Linked DNA regions of Mus musculus: region 2 is linked to region 1. The links are chromatin loops, found by intact Hi-C in ENCODE. Cell type or tissue: heart. All regions are shown on one strand. Links, peaks and the distances in the headings refer to the core of each region. The heading gives the core; the rest is flanking DNA. Region 1 holds the start of Dennd11 (DENN domain containing 11). Region 2 holds the start of Agk (acylglycerol kinase).

Region 1 (5,378 bases), core at 299-5,298:
ATGGCTGACTGCCCTCCCTTACCCCATGTTTTATTTATTGTCTGCTTTTCCTGCTGGGTTGTGAGTTTGAGAGAAGAGACGCATCTGTCTTTTTTATATCTCTCCCATTATGTGCTCAGGGCTGAAGGTTACAGAGCTTTACAGTAAGAGTGAAATTCGGGCAAAACTTACGACACAACAGAAGGGGAAGAGCTTTACTTTCCAGCAATGGCAGATGGTGATATAAATGATCCGACTCTCACATAACACTAGCCACAAAAATAATTCATGTAGTTTTCCGTGATAGGATACCAAAATGTTCATGATCTGATGTAAGGGAGAAAAGAAAACAAATCTAACATTGAGCATACTCTAAACAAACAAACAAACACAGAAAGAAACTATCTAATAAATATCTGTTTAAGACAAGCCATTGAATTCCCTTGCTGGTATAGCCCCATATAAAACAGTAAAGCAGCCTCCTACAGAGAGAGCTAGATAAGGAAATTTCTTGTTTTGAATTTGTCACTAGAGGGGCTGGGGGTGAGAAAAAACTCCCAGCTAAGACTTTGGATCGCAGGCTGCTGATTCAGATAGTTTTTCCTTTGAAGTCACAGCACCAGCAGCTTCCAGGGAACTTCAAGCATGGCTTTTACTCAGCGTAGTCCCTGGTTGGGTTGGTGGTTCCTTCCCACTTCTGACAATGCCACCAGGAATCTCTTCTGTGACAACCAGACCTCAGTGACAACTGTCAGACACCACAACATGTTTATACACAGTTGCGTTCTGTGCTCTAGAACTGATGAGCTAAGACAATTTAAGACTTTACATCTATGTGATGACATGGTAGACTAAAAATATTCTGTATTTTATGTGATGGAGATATATTTAGTATTTGGGAGACCAAAAGATTTTATTTAAAATGTAGACATGGTGTTCTAAGTGAACACATTTCAAAATACTCTGCCAGCTGAGTATCTTTGAAAATAAGTGACCTTTCTCCCATCTCATCTCAAACACTTGTTCCCAAGCAGAAGTGTTCTAACAGCCAGACTCAATGTCTCTATCATCATGTGACAATTCAGTAGATACAAAGGTTAATCTGGGGGTCAGGTATAAAGGCCTCTTTCAGATTGTGAATGTGTGTGTGCTAAAAGAGTGTTATCGCCCTCACAAACAGTTTTGAGCACCTACCATGGGCACAATACTAGATAAAGCCTGGCAGAGGGCCTGCAGCATCGGAGTGTAAGTTTCTGCTTCCACTTCCTGAGCTGACAGATACCTGTTGAGCAATATTATGCAAAGCACCAGGAATATATTATTAGGCTCCATGGTTGGTGAACTAGAATATGCTGAAGACAGAACATGGCTGTCAGTTTGAAAACTGCTTTTATGTACAGAGAGGTGGTTGGTATGGACATTACAAGTTGATTTATCGGTATATATGTAGGACATTAAATTAGGGGGTGGTGGGAGAGGTAGACATTGCCAAACAACAACAACAACAACAACAACAACAACAACCCAGGAAAGTATTTTTCTCAAGTAAGAAAGAAAAATACCAGCCGGACGGTGATGGTGCCCACACCTTTAATCCCAGCATTTGGGAGGCAAAGGCAGGAGGATCTCTGAGTTCCAGGCTAGCCTGGTCTATAGAGAGAGTCCCAGGACAGCCAGGACTACATAGAGAAAGTGCCTCAAACAAAACAAAACAAAAACAAGAAGAAAAACACCAAAAACAAACAACACAACTATTAAAAAAGAGAAAGGAAGGAAGGAAGGAAGGAAGAAAGAAAAAGAAAAGAAAGAACCGACCAACCCATTTGCCCTAAAACCGGTGACTTTGGAAAGTGGTTAAGGATTATCTATCAACCGAGTTTTGTATCTAAAAATAGAATCTTGTACTTCTCAACTTCAGCTTTGGCTGTGCCTCAGTTTCTGAAGTAGTGGGCTTTGTTGTCTGGCCTTCAGAGTTTGTGCAAAACTCAAGCAGATGTGCCCTTGAATTTAAACTGGATTGTGCCCTAGCCCTGGCTTGGACTGTACATTCCCCAGACTCCCATTTCAGTAATTACTCCATTAATTGAGTGAGGTAGTCACTTAACATGTCTTTAGGGGATGGGGGTTAGGGTGAACTAACTAATGATGATGACAGCAATCACTACTTTTTGGTAAAACGTTTTACTGTTAAGGCGTGAGTCACATATTTGGAACTAGCAGCAGCTGTGGGTAGGCAGTCATTGATGATCCTCTTGGGAACAGGATCAAAGCAGGGAGACCTGGGCTTCACAAAGTCCCTGGAGTTAACAGGTAACACAAAAATTTTACCAAGTCCTTGTCAGAAACATGAGGTGAATTCTATCTAAAAATAATTGTCTCTTGCTATCTTATTTTTTTCATAATTTTAATGGATATTTCTTATGCATACCTCTAAGTTAGTCACCAGATTTACCCCCTTCCAAGAACTGAGAAATTCAAATTTTTATTTGTAAATATTCAGAGGGAATTCATTGGCAATCCTTACTTACCAAAGCCACAGACAGGCTTAAGGGCTGCTTTCCTACTCACTTTTTCCTGCTTATTTTAATGTAGAATGCCCCCCACCCCCACCCCAGCCCTCCAGCTTAATATCTCCAAACTGCATATATGCAAGGAAATAAATTAATGATCACTATCTCGACCAGCCTGTTATATAAATAAAGTTAAATGCCCAATGGCAACCTTACAGTCCTTTTGATCTTGATTTGTGTGTGTATTTGAAACACTTGGGATGTCCTCTGCTTCACTTCCTGACTTGGAGGCAGTTTTCACCAAGCTCTCGGGATTATATAATATATGTGCTCCGCTCCATAATGGTGACGTTCAAAAATTCACAGTGGAATCCTAGTTGGGAAGGCTCTTCAACCCACGCGCAGGTGACAGACTAAGGGATGCGCGTCCTGCACCCTACACTATGGATCAAGAGCACCCACATACAGAGATGCAGAGCTGAAGCCCGGACCAGGCCACGGGGCGCTGAACCCGTGCGGGCCACCTTCCAGAGCTCCGGGACCAAGCAAGTGCGCTGGTGTCCGAGCAGGGGCAGGTGTGGCCAAGCCCAGCGGGCACCCAGAGAGCCTCCGCACCGCAGAAAGCGGCAGGGCGGGCAGGCCCGGAGGGGAGTGCCCGCAGCCTGCCCCGCCCCTCGCGCCCCGGCTCCGCCTCGCCTCGCCATGGTGGAGCAGGGAGACGCGGCGCCGCTGCTGCGCTGGGCCGAGGGCCCCGCGGTCTCTGTGCCGCAGGACCCCGCGCTGCAAGCTGGAGGATGGGTCCGGGGCGGCAGTGGGGAGGGCCGAGTGGCCGCGGAGGCGCCCCGAAGGCGGGAACCCGACGAGCCAGCTCCCCCCGAAGTGCTGCTGCAGCCGGGGCGCCTAGAGCTAGGCGACGTAGAGGAGGACCAGGTGGTGGCCGTGTTCGTGGTCACCTTCGATCCTCGCTCCGGTGAGAGCCACTTAGGGATGGAAGGATTGGGGGGGGGCGGTGGGGGAGACTGCACACTGGGTTTCGGGGGCGCGGGGGAGGGACTCGCTGCGCACGCACTCGCACCCACACACCTGCATCCCTCCCTGCCCGGGGGTCCCGGGGCACGGGGGCGCTGTGTCTCCAGACTGGAGCCGAGGGATCCCGGGGGCTTTGTTCCGCCCCCTGCTCCGTCCCGCCGCCGCTCTCAGCTCCGCTCCGCCGCCTAGTCGCCGCTCTCCTATTTGCTCCGCTTCAGTGCGGGAGGATTGGTTTGCGGCAGCGGGCACATTGGCTTTTGTTTTCTCTGTTTTCCTGCTGGGCTGAAAGGTTCTTATAGACGCCGAGAGGAAGACACCCCCCCCCCTCCCGCGTACGTCGCCTCCCACGAGGGTTCAGAACGACCCTGCTCTGCGCCTGCCCTTGCTCCGGATTGCTCCCTGCGCCGTAACTTTCCCAGCCGCCTAGTTCACTTTCTCCGAAGGCTTCATTTTTAGGAATTAACGTGAGAGCGTTAGGGGATGGGGCTGGAGAAGCTTTCGCTGGCAGGCTGCCTTTCTGGGAAGACTCACTGGCTGTGTCACACCGTCTCTACCCTAGCCACCCACTCCGGGGTGGGGAGTGCGTTGCAACAGTAGGCGGTTCCGCGAGGGGATAAAAGTGAACGAATGGCTGTGGGCTCCAGCTTAAGGCATTGGAATCCCCCAGCTGCTTATTTGAGGAAGAGGAATGCTCGGATGCTTCTTCCTCGATTTCTCCTTTGAGCTGCTAGCGTGAGGAGCTGGTGTTTGTGAGGGAAGGATGGTTTTCTTCCTTCTGGAAGTTCCCAGCCAGTCTTCCAACCCTGAGAGGATGGATGGGCTAGGAAGAAGAAATAGGATTATGTGCCAGGTACTTCAGAGATGATGGATGCTGGTGGCTTCTAGGGTGGGTGGCTTAACCATGGTCAACGATTCTGAGCCAGCAAACAGGCTCCTTACAAAGGCGAATGCCCTATTCCTAGCGGCAGGACTTGTGGGAAGAACTCAGCCCCCACCCCCATCCCGTCTACTTGTTGCCTTATCCCACAGTCTTTCAAACTTTTCTGACTTTAACCTGCCATATCGAATTAAATTTGCATCACAACCAGAACATTCAAACTAAGGGAAGCCCGAGTTTCCTGATAGGAAACTCAGTATTGGCCCCCTCCGTGCTTATTAATGGTCATCACACATACTGCCCTGACTCATACAGTCAGGATTTGTGCTCAGGTAAATCGAGGCAAGCTTGAGAGTCACCCGAGGTTCAGAACTGGGAACGAGACATTAATGGCTTTCTGACTGCATAATGGTAGCTGTCTGGTGATAGAGTCTAGGGAAAGGAGGGGGGAAGGAAATCTCACACTAGTCACAGGTAGAGCTGATAAAATGGATTATCGATCCATTACTCTCATTGATTACGGAGATTGAGGCCCTTGTAGGGGCTCCCATATCTTTCCATTCACAGCTGGTGACTGGCTTTCTGGTTTATACTGTCTGTGTGTGAGGGGGGAGGAGGGGGGACAGACACAGACACAGACAGACCAACAGACAGACAGAGACAGAGACAGAGACAGAGACAGAGAGGGGGGTTGGTTTTTATACTAAGGTTACTATGAAAAGGCAAGAGCTGTTACTAATACTGTGACATTTGTGCAAGCATTTTACTCTGATTTCATTCTAACCACTCTGCAATTTGCTGATTATTTTATACCTAGTTTGCTTATGAGGAAAGGCACCAAGGATGGTTACATATTTTGGAAATAATGAGCCAGCTTAACCAATATCTTTCTAGCACACTCCACTGCCTGAACCTTGGCCCCTCACATTGCCTGGTCACTTCCCTTGGGGATCTGCAGAGAGGAAGGTGTGTGCACTTGGGTG
Region 2 (5,378 bases), core at 67-5,066, 110 kb after region 1:
GACAACACACATCCCGCGGCCCTAGCTTGCTCCCCGAACTCACCGCTGCCCGCCGCTCAGCGCCCGGCCTTTCCTGTGTGCTCTCACAAAACTCTCCCTCTCTTTTCAGGGAAACCGCTCCCTCTGCTCTCGGGTTCCGACGCGGAGCAGCGCGAGCCAGGCGGGGGCGAGCCCTCCCGTGACCTAGGGATGGGCTCGCAGCAGCCACCGCCCTCCCTTCCCTTTCTCTCACATTACTTGTTCATTCAATCTTTCATCTATCCATCTGTCGCCAGCCAGTCGTTTCTGGAAAGTTCACAATACATAATAAGAACAGTTTTACGATTTGGAACTAAATCAGAAAGTAATTAAATGGCTAAGGCATAGTGGTAAATGAAACAAAATAAAACAAAACCCAGCGACAGGGCGGGAGATGAGGAGGCACTGTGTTAAATTAACGAGCGGAAGTTTGAGCTCCAGAGAGCAGGAAGATGATGATCAGGTCTGGATGCACGGAAGAGCAGGGTGGGGTGGGAGTGGGGCTGAGGCTGGGGAAATCAGGCACAAAATCACAGAACCCTTAGGCCTGTGTGCTGGAGGCAGAAAGAGCTATGAGAAAAGGGAGCCATGCAGCAGGAGAGCCCACAGGGGTGTTGGACAACAGAAAAATGTGTCTTGTTAAAATATAAAGATCGCTGGGCTGAAGATGAAGGGCAGGTGCAGAGAAGCTTCCTGTTAGCTGCCTTACACCAAGGCAGTTACAAAAACTTTTTATCTTGCCACCTTTCACTGCGAGGAAGATGTCAACAAAATAAAACAGATTTTGCTGCAAAGAGGACTCTTAGAAGTCTGCCCTGAGGGCACAACATTGCTGTCTTAAATGGGAACAGTTTTTCAGTAGGAACATCTTCAAATGGGAACTCGCCTGAGATGTCCCAAGACTGGATCCACTAATATTTGATCTCTAGGGACTCCCATCTTCCACAAGATGTACAAGCAATTAAAGGTTACTGGGCCAGAGGGGCTGAGGAGTGTTGAGGGAACTTCTTCACTGGTATTGCCTCCTCTAAGTTGCTCATGTTCCTATAGGTAATTCCTCACTACCCCAATCAAATTCATGGATCCACAAATCTAGACTTTAGTGGAATCATTTCTTCGGGGTCTGTTCCTGTCACTATCTGGAGAAAATAGACATTTCTTCACTGCTGTCTCCCTAGGAAACAGGAAATAAATGTATTCTGAGCCAAGTATGAATGGCAATGGTTTTGGAACACAGATTCAAGTTGCCCTGAATGACACGTTCCACCGTAGAATAGGTTAGTTGGACACTTATGAATCAGAAAATAAAATAAAGCCATGAGCCCATTTGTCTTAGTCAGGGTTTCTATTCCCGAACAAACATGACCAAGAAGCAGTTGGGGAGGAAAGGGTTTATTCAGCTTACACTTCCATATTGCTGTTCATCATCAAAGGAAGTCAGGACTGGAACTCAGACAGGTTAGAAAGCAGGTGCTGATGCAGAAGCCATGGAGAGATGTTCCTTACTGGTTTGCTTCCCCTGGCTTGCTCAGCCTGCTCTCTTATAGAACCCAAGACTACCAGCCCAGTGATGGTCCCACCCACAAGGGGCCTTTCCCCCTTGATCACTAGTTGAGAAAAATCTCATGGAGGCATTTCCCCAACTGAAGCTCCTTTCTCTGTGATAATTCCAACTGTGTCAAGTTGACACAAAACTAGCCAGTACAATTGACCCCTTGTCAACTTGACACACAAACACATCACTAGTAAGCCTCAACCCTTACATTCTTATTCATCCCCAAGATCTAAATAACTTTAAAAGTCCCACAGTCTCTACATATTCTTAAAATATCCATCTCTTTTAAAACCCAAAGCCTTTTTACAATTAAAAGTCTCTTAACTGTGGGCTCCACTAAAAATAGTTTCTTACTTCAAGAGGGAAAAACATCAGGGCACAGTCACAATCAAAAGCAAAAATTAAACTCCAACTGTCCAATGTCTGGGATCAAACTCACAATCTTCTGGGCTCCTCCAAGGGCTTGGGTCACTTCTCCAGCCCTGTCCTTTGTAGCACTCATTTTGTCTTCTAGGCTCCAGCTGCCTGTACTCCACTGTTGCTGCTGTTCTTGGTGGTCATCTCATGGTACTGGCATCTCCAAACACTGTAGTCTTTCGCTGTAACTATGCTTCACCAACAGCCTCTCATAGGCTCTCTTCATGGTGCCAAGCCTCAACTCCTTTACATGACCCCTTCTGTCCTGGAAAATCAATTGCAGCTGAGGCTGCACCTTCACCAATGGCCTTCCATGGCCTCTCACTGTGCTGAGCCTCAGCTGCTCTGCATGACCTCTTCATGCCTTCAAAACCAGTACCACCTGGGTGAATCTTACACATTACCAAGTCCAGCCACAGCACAAGGTACAACCTTGGCCATCTCTGGAATACAGCCTCTGTGCTCTCAAAAACACTTCCCAGAAGATGTCACCTCAATGATGCTGGTCTCTTCTTAATCACTGCTAATTTCTTAGCTCCAGCTAACCAGCATCAATAGTCCCAGAAATGCAAAGTTTTTGCTTTAGTTGTTCTGGTATATTGTTAATCACAGCTGATTCTTCAGCCCCAGCTAACCAGAACTACAGAATCTTCACAATCAAAACAGCAATGGCCCTGAAAAGAGTCTTTAATTTTCCCTCTGAAATTTCACAAGCCAGGCCTCCATTTTCTGCACTGCTCTCAACATTATCTTCCAAGCTCCTACACAATATCTCACAGAGTTTTTAACAGCAAATGGATCTTCTGGCCCAAAGTTCCAAAGTCCTTCCACAGTCCTCCCCAAAACATGGTTAGGTTGTCACAGGAATATTCCACTCTGCTGGTTACCAATTTGTCTTAGTCAGGGTTTCTATTCCTGCACAAACATCATGACCAAGAAGCAAGTTGGAGAGGCAAGGGTTTATTCAGCTTACACTTCCATACTGCTGTTCATCACCAAAGGAAGTCAGGACTGGAACTCAAGCAGGTTAGGAAGCAGGAGCTGATGCAGAGGCCATGGAGGAATGTTCTTTATTGGCTTGCTCAGCCTGCTCTCTTATAGAACCCAAGACTACCAGCCCAGGGATGGTCCCACCCACAAGGGGCCTTTCCCCCTTGATCACTAATTGAGAAAAATGCCTTACAGTTAGATCTCATGGAGGCATTTCCTCAACCGAAGCTCCTTTCTCTGTGATAACTCCAGCTGTGTCAAATTGACAGAAAACTAGCCAGTACACCATTTAAGATGTCAAGTAGGCAGGAAACAGCACCACAGAGAAATCTCTTCCATAGGTTTCAGATGCCATGTGATGGATGACCTTCTTAGATTTGGGTTGGTGGAAGTTTACAGTTATATCATTCCTAAAGTTTTAACTAGTAGTCACAAAGATGGGTTAGGTAGAGAGTTTGGTGGTAAATAGCTACTACAGGCAAGAGAGAAGAAATTTGGCTATCCATCTGTGACATTCCATCTCCCCACTGTCATGAAGTTCTAATCAGTCTACTGGTCTGCAGACTCTTGAATAGCAGTGTACCTTTTTTCCATACAACTCTAGTCCACAGACAACAAAGGCTAACCACTGAGGACAGCTGTGGGCCCACATCAGCATTTGCATGATTTATTTATCAAAACGGTCTTTATCTGCCAATGTATTTAACTCCACCTACATTGCTGTCAATATAAAATCAAAATCCTTCACCCCTCACTTCTGTCACCTGCTTAAATGTTATTGTTCTTTGTTTGGAGTGCCATCTAAGACAGAGTTCTAAGTCACCAATTTGAGCTTCCTCCTGATGGTCACATATTAATAATTATGCTTGTTTTCTCATGTTAATCTCTTTCTTTCTTTCTTTCCTTCTTTCCTTTTTGGGAGTGGAGAGGTCTTCCTCAACTCTTCCTCAAGGACAGAGAAATTAAGCCCCTTTCCTGCATGGGAAAGCTTTTTTGGACACACCACTCAGTAGAATAGGATTCTGTCAGCAGAATTGTTGGGTCTGGTTTACATTTTACAGATATCTCTAGTGCAGTCAGTGGACTCGTAGTAACAAGAGAGCTACACGAACACTGTGCTGATGCAGACCTCCAGATAGTTTAAATTCAGCAACCCTCATGATGGAGGGGGATCAAGCCAAGCAACACAACTTTCTCTCTTCTTTCTTCCATCATTCTGTCACTCAGCATCTGCTGAGAGGCGTGTGATGGGCCGCATGGAAAGGTCTGAGGCTGGCTTCAAGTTTAGTGCCCTCCATGGTGCCCACCCCCACAGGGCTTGCAATCTACCTTCACAAGTCCCATTTCATTTGTTTATAACTTAGACTCCAGATGAATGCTTGAAGAACAACAAAAACATCTGATGAGGTTAAGTGCAGTAAACCATACTCTGTCCTACTTTTCACTGGGACAGTGTGACTTTCCCACCACTCTCCCTGGGAATAGTGTGAACTTCCAACCACTCTCTCCATTTGTCCATTAGAAGATGGGAGAACATCATGCTTTAAAACAATCCCTTAGTGTTCTAAAATAGTTTACTGCTGAGGGAGTCGGTGAATTACTTTCGGAATTTCTTTTCCAACTATCTAACCTGTTCATTTGTGGAAATGAGTCTGTGCAACTGCTTGACTGGAGGCTTGAAACCCCCGAGACCTGTGGGATGATCCAAGGAGAAGGCAAAGAACATGCTTTAGGATTGGGGGCGAGGGGGAGTCCTGAAAATGGGGACAGTGAACTTTGATCAGAAAATGATAGTTTTAAAAAGCCTTAAAAATAATTACATATGCATCTGGGGGGTGAGCGCGCTCGAGCACATGTGTGTGCCTTTCTTATGGCTTATGTCTTGTTTTCTATCTTATATGTGAAGGGAGGACTACACTCCTTTCTGGGCTTAGTACCTCTCAAGATTAGAATCATATATTACTGCCACATGGGCATCGCAGGTGAGTGTGAACTTGGCCACATAGACTGCTTTAATACTCTGAAGTTTGCCTGTGGTTCTCTCCAAGAAACAGAAGGTTTTAATCCTGCAGACCCATTTTAGATTTCTGGTTTCCAAAACTGTAAGATAATACATTGTATGTTAAACTACTGAGTACACAGCAATTTGGTAAGCAGTCACAATTAGCATGCACTGTCTTAGGTTATGCTTCCTAGAGAATCCAAGCTATGCTGGGCAGATACCAATTGCACTGTCTCCAGTTAATTCACTGTCTCAAGTTAATTCTTCATGTTTGTATTATGTTCTTGTAAGGCCATTTGTGGGCTCCTGCATCCATTTCCACTGTGTAACTGTAGTGTCTCCGTGCCTCTTCTCCACCTACCTCCTACAGATTGAGTGTCCTCTGCGAACTCATGC

The links. Peaks named below come from ENCODE experiments on the same cell type or tissue, not always from the same donor. Only the 100,000 strongest peaks of a DNase experiment are listed, where the experiment ranks them.
Region 2: it touches region 1 in a loop (12-fold over the local background); 2 of 42 quality-filtered maps call a loop at or near these places.

Annotation. Positions count from the first base shown.
Region 1 is chr6:40,433,939-40,439,316 of GRCm38, reverse strand. Dennd11 (DENN domain containing 11) reads left to right here and starts at 3,182. Exons shown (of 9, transcript NM_001356375.1): 1 at 3,182-3,459. The coding sequence starts at 3,192. It also overlaps a transcript of Wee2 not described here. In heart, for the core only: no CTCF peak of the experiment used is centred there; DNase peaks (open chromatin) are centred at 3,166 and 3,956; H3K4me3 peaks cover 1,983 bases; H3K27ac peaks cover 1,590 bases; H3K27me3 peaks cover 1,494 bases.
Region 2 is chr6:40,320,196-40,325,573 of GRCm38, reverse strand. It overlaps Agk (acylglycerol kinase), which reads right to left and starts at 96. Exons shown (of 16, transcript NM_023538.2): 1 at 44-96. In heart, for the core only: no CTCF peak of the experiment used is centred there; no DNase peak of the experiment used is centred there; H3K4me3 peaks cover 808 bases; H3K27ac peaks cover 837 bases.